2 separate regions of the Homo sapiens genome follow, and region 2 is linked to region 1. The links are chromatin contacts, found by Hi-C or POLR2A ChIA-PET in ENCODE. All regions are on one chromosome and are shown on one strand. The core of a region is the stretch at or near the end of the contact, and the rest is flanking DNA. Distances in the headings are between cores, read along the strand shown. Region 1 holds the start of TELO2 (telomere maintenance 2). Region 2 holds the start of UNKL-AS1 (UNKL antisense RNA 1).

Region 1 (2,700 bases), core at 156-2,655:
CAGACACATGCCACCACGCCCAACTAATTTTTGTATTACTATTATTATTATTATTATTCTTTTTTTAGGAGAGACGGGGTTTCACCATGTTGGCCAGGCTGGTCTCGAACTCCTGAGCTTGTGACCCACCCGTCTCGGCCTCCCTAAGTGCTGGGATTAGAGGTGTGAACCACTGTGCCCGGCCACTGGCTCTTATTTTCTTACCCTACCGGTTTTTTATTTTGATTCCTTTTTTTTTTTTGAAACAGGGTCTTGCTCTGTTGTCCAGGCTGGAGTGCAGTGGCAGTGAACATGGCTCACTGCAGCCTCAACCTCCCGGGCTCAAGCCATCCTCCCACCTCAGCCTCCTGAGTAGCTGGGATCACAGGCTCATGACACCGTGCCTGGCTAATTTTTAAATTTTTTGTAGAGACAGGGTCTCACTATTTTTCCCATTCTTGAACTTCTGGGTGCAAACGATTCTCCCACCTCAGCTTCCCAGTGCTGGAATTACCGGCGTGAGCCACCGGGCCCGGCCTCTGCCAGTTTTTCTGCTCGAGGCCTGTCACCTGGCATATTTCGTATGTACTTTATCTGTTCCCCCGATAGGTGAGCAGGAACTTTGCATCATTTGTTGCTCAGAAGGCTTGGTGCACCAAGCAGGCATTTAATCAATGTTTGTTGAATGGATAACTGTTCCCCAGCTTTTCCCACATCCATCACTGCTGAAATGGCGCCTCTTTAGGTGTCTTCCTGGATTGCCCCCTCCACAAAGATGAAGCCCCCCACACTCCGCTGCGGTGTACAGAAGGCACTGCATGTTGTAAATGTTCAGTGTCCGGCTGTCCAGCCTGGCGGCCACAGCCAAAGGTAGTACCGAGCCCTTGAGATGGGGCTAGTGCTGCAAGGGAACTGGACTTATTTAACTTCAGTTAATTTACAGAGCCACATGCGTCTAGCGCTTACCCTACTGGTCGCAGTTTTTATTCCACGACCCGGCCTCATTTACGGAGCTGCAATTGTTCAGATCTGACATGATCTCAACTGCTCTTTTACTTCCTTGTGTACCGTGCGTTTCCCTTACTGGCCTCTGACCCTTGAAAGCAGAGCCTTACATCCGGGGAAGACGAGCCAGGCCTGTCTTGGTAAACATCTGCCTTAGAGCGAACGCTCGGCGTTCTGGAGAGAATGTGGGACCCGAGGCGGAGGGAAGAGACGGCTGACATCACTCCAGGGTAGGGACGACCGAGATGGGAGAAACTAAGGCGAGAACCCACCACCCGGGCGCAGCGAACCCAGCTCGCAGCCACGTGGGGAAGCGCGGCCCTGCCCTCAGGCCCCGCCCCACTCACGCGTCAGGCCCCGCCCACCCCACCGCCCCCCGCTCCCGCGTCCAGGCTCCGCCCCGTCCCCGCGCAGCGCAGGCGCAGATGCGCCCTCCCGCCTGGCGTCCTCCGCAGATTCGCGCTGAGAGGCCCGCGGAGACCCGCCCCAGAGGCTCAAGAAAACCCGCGGGAGCCTCGCCCGGACCCAGGAACTCGTGCTCGGGGCCAACCGGCTGGGCCGCGATCGCGTTTCGTCCGGGGCCGCGGCGGCCGTGGGGAATCGGCTGCAGCGAATCGGTGGCGCGCGGCGCCTGAGCGCGCTGCAGTCACCCGGGAGCCGGGTCCAGGTCGGGTTGGGGGTCGGGGATCGGGGATCGGGGGTCCGGTTGGGTCGGGTTGGGCTCCAGGTCTGGTTGGGTCGGGTCCAGGTCGGGTAGGAGTCCGGTCGGGGTCCGGGTACAGGTCGGGGTCCGGGCCTGGATCGGGGGCGGGTCCGCGTGCGGCTCCTCTAGCCCCGAACCCGTGTTCCCCGTAAGCTGTTGGTTTCTAAGGGGCGGAGGAATGGCGACTGGAGCCACCTCTCACCGCTCAGGGAGCCGGGAGGGCCGGCAGCTCCCGCGGGCCGAGTTTCCCGCCTTGGGTGCGAGGACGCGTGGGGCCGCGCTGTGCCCGGGGAACACTCACCAGCATCTCTAGCCTCCACCTCCCTCTCGCGCCAGTGGCACTCCCGGTTGAGACAACTGAGAATGTTCCCTGGGCACAGTGGCCCGGGTTGAGAAGCCCTGCAGTGGCTGGTAGCGTTGGGGTCCGAGCGGAGGAGCGAACTCTGGGTGGAAACCGGCAGGCACTGGAGGGGAAGGAGGCGGGACAGGGTTGGGTGGGACCAGGGTTGAGGGGTGTGGGGTCTCGGGGCGCTCACCGAGGGGCTTCCTGAGCTTGTGTGGATTATTTCCGTGCCCCAAGCTGAGCCCTGTGTCCATGTCACAGGTCGTCTTCCCGTGACGCCCAGATCTGTCCTGCAGGATGGAGCCAGCACCCTCAGAGGTTCGACTCGCCGTCCGGGAAGCCATTCATGCCCTCTCGTCTTCGGAGGATGGCGGCCACATCTTCTGCACCCTGGAGTCCCTGAAGCGGTATCTCGGTGAGATGGAGCCTCCAGCGCTCCCGAGGGAGAAGGAGGAGTTTGCCTCGGCCCACTTCTCGCCTGTCCTCAGATGTCTTGCCAGCAGGCTGAGCCCAGCCTGGCTGGAGCTGCTGCCCCATGGCCGCCTGGAGGAGCTGTGGGCCAGCTTCTTCCTGGAGGGCCCGGCGGACCAAGCCTTCCTGGTGTTGATGGAGACCATCGAGGGTGCTGCGGGGTGAGTGGGCTGGGCCCATCCTGGGGTTGCCGGTAGCC
Region 2 (2,700 bases), core at 89-2,588, 85 kb before region 1:
GGAGAATCACTTGAACCCGGGAGGTGGATGCTGCAGTGAGCCGAGATCGTGTCACTGCACTCCAGCCTGGGTGACAGAGGGAGACTCGATCTCAAAAAAAAGAAAGAAAGAAAAAAAAAAGATCAGACTCCAGACCCGCCAGATACAAGCAGCAACAGTTAATCTTAGAAATGGATACTTGGAAAAGTTTCTCCTCCCACCAGTTACTCACAGAATGCACAGTGGAGACCCAGCTAGGCACACCCCGGACCCATCCAGACAGGAGTTCTGCACCTGCCGGACGACAGAGGCCTGGGGAGGCGCACAGGGCAAGCGGGAAGTGTCAGGTCTGTCAGGTGACACCGCCAAACAGAGCTCTGGAAAGAAGACAGAGGCCGGGCGCAGTGGCTCATTCCTGTAATCCCAGCACTTTGGGAGGAGAGGTGGGTGGATTACTTGAGCCCAGGAGTTCGAAACCAGCAAGACCCCACCCCTACAAAAAATACAAAAATTCAGCTGGGCGTGGTGGTGTGCGCCTATGGTCCCAGCTACTTTGGAGGCTGAGGTGGGAGGATCACTTGAGCTCAGGAGGTTGAGGTTGCACTGAGCCAAGATCACACCACTGCACTCCAGCCTGGGCGACAGAGTGAGGCCCTGTCAAAAAAAAAAAAAAAAGGACAAACCTGTGTCTGTGTGTCAATCTGGAAAAGTGGCACCACAGGAATGGGGCAAGCCTGTTTTTTCTGAGAACGAGACCCAGGGTGGCTGCAGGGCCACAGTGCAGGAGCGCTCTTCTGGACAGGGGTGGGCTGGCAGATGGCCACTCGTTCTGTGGCTACACAGCTGCAGGCCACGTGTATTTTTTTTTCCCAATGAAAATGGGCCTAGAGGCTGGGCATGGTGCCTCAGGCCTGTAATCTCAGGACTCTGGGAAGCCTAGGCATATGGATCGCTTGGGTACTCCGGAGGCTGAGGCACGAGGATCAGCTGAGTCCAGGAGGCAGAGGTTGCAGTGAGCCAAGATCGAGCCACGGCACTCCAGCCTGGGAGACAGAGCCAGACCCTGGCTCAAAAGAAAAACAAAAAAAAGATGGACCCTGGAGAGGCCCGGGGTCCCGCGGGGCGCCTTTTCTATTTCTTTACCGCAATCTGTTTAAAGAGAAAAGCAAGCGCCTGCCCCTCAGCTACACCCCCGGGGCCTCAAGGCCACGCCCACATGGGAGCTGCCCCCCCCCCCAACGACCAGGACGGTTCCCACGGGGGCGGGGCTTCACACGTGACCCGGGACAGCCAATCGCGGGCGCGCAGCGGAGGGGCGTGTCGCGCGGAACAAAAGGCCTTTCCCGAGCGGGGCGGGGCGGGGCCGAGATCACGCTGATGCCCACAGGACCGGCACGGCGTGGGGTGCAACAAGGGGCAGCCACCCACCTAGGAAAGGGTGCACAGTGGGGGCACCCACGGGGGCAGGCACCGGAGGGGGTGCCCACAGAGGATAGAGGACGCCGAGAAGTGACCTGGGGAGCCATAGGATGAGGAAGAGAGAAGAGATGACAGCAGGGGCTGTAGGAGGTCACCCTCCACGGAGGGAGGGGTGACGGCAGAGGCGTCCGCAGGAGCTGGTACCGGTGGGGCTGCCCCCAGGGGGGGCTGACAGAGGCAGCAACTGAGCAGGCAGGGGTGGAGCGAGGTGCCAGCCTGCCGTGGAAAGGAGACGCCAGCAGCGGGGGGCCCTCCTGGGGTCCCAGTCCTGCTCTGCCCCACAGCTCAGCCCCAGCACCTCCAGCCACAACCAAGAGCAACGCCTGATACGGGCTAAGGGTCTCTGCTCTCTGATACACATTCATGTGTAAAATAACAGGTTGGTAGTATCAACACCCAAAATAGAAATTTCTTTTTTTTTTTTTTTGAGTCTTGCTCTGTCGCCAAGGCTGGAGTGCAGTGGCGCGATCTCGGCTCACTGCAACCTCCGCCTCCCACGTTCACGCCATTCTCCTGCCTCAGCCTCCCAAGTAGCTGGGACTACAGGTGCCCGCCACCATGCCCAGCTAATTTTTCTGTATTTTTAGTAGAGACGGGGTTTCACCATGTAGGATGGTCTCGATCTCCCGACCTCGTGATCTGCCCGCCTCGGCCTCCCAAAGTGCTGGGATTACAGGCGTGAGCCACCGCGCCCAGCCAAAATAGAAATTTTAAAAACCAATGAACTAAAGAAAAGGAAGGCCCTGTCCTTATTCTGAACGTTCCTTTATTTACAAATTCCGAGGCAACCCTTAATGAGAACCAGAACGGGTACTTCAATAGGACAAACTGGCTATTCCCTTTGTTCAGCGATGAGAAAGTCCCACTCCCGTGGAATGAAGGATAATTATGGAGGAGAGATCTCAGGGGAGGCAGCCTGTCAGACACTTCCTAAAGGGCCGGTCGAAGCAAGTCATTCACACGCTACAAACAAAATCTTAAATAAAATAAGGAAATTTCCTTACTATGTGTGCATATACCCAGGTATCCAAAACAAAACACCAAACAGGCATCTTAGCCCCACTTACCACCCTCAATTATAAACTGTAAGCCATTCAGACAGCAGGCTAATATTTTTGTAATGATGTTATGGAACTGCTACTTGAGCACAGCTTGAAGTGACCACCTAGAGGCAGGCGCTTACTACAGCACTGTCCATCCCTGTAAGAACTGGATACCACCCTGTGCCTAGCAGTGAGGCTG

What was found. Hi-C counts contacts between places; a loop is a spot of excess contacts on that map. ChIA-PET counts read pairs that join two places held with the same protein, here RNA polymerase II (POLR2A). Pooled maps may share reads with other maps.
Region 2: a map of gastrocnemius medialis shows a loop between it and region 1 (2.8-fold over the local background). The contact joins the promoter of UNKL-AS1 here to the promoter of TELO2 in region 1. A Hi-C loop is called at or near these places in 3 of 168 maps with a recorded cell type or tissue (CD4-positive, alpha-beta T cell, HL-60/S4 and gastrocnemius medialis), 3 of 37 single-sample maps with no recorded cell type and 11 of 50 pooled maps. POLR2A ChIA-PET finds 5 or more read pairs at or near these places in 5 of 52 experiments (PC-9, Panc1, activated B cell and 2 more).

Annotation. Positions count from the first base shown.
Region 1 is chr16:1,491,955-1,494,654 of GRCh38, forward strand. It overlaps TELO2 (telomere maintenance 2), which reads left to right and starts at 1,406. Exons shown (of 21, transcript NM_016111.4): 1 at 1,406-1,651; 2 at 2,292-2,662. The coding sequence starts at 2,328. RefSeq lists enhancers at 1,064-1,113, 1,211-2,111 and silencers at 1,324-1,413, 1,584-1,633, 1,644-1,843.
Region 2 is chr16:1,407,056-1,409,755 of GRCh38, forward strand. It overlaps UNKL-AS1 (UNKL antisense RNA 1), which reads left to right and starts at 1,339. Exons shown (of 2, transcript NR_188570.1): 1 at 1,339-1,837. The region is part of intron 2 of UNKL (unk like zinc finger); the gene reads right to left. RefSeq lists silencers at 1,117-1,294, 1,173-1,222, 1,273-1,342, 1,613-1,762.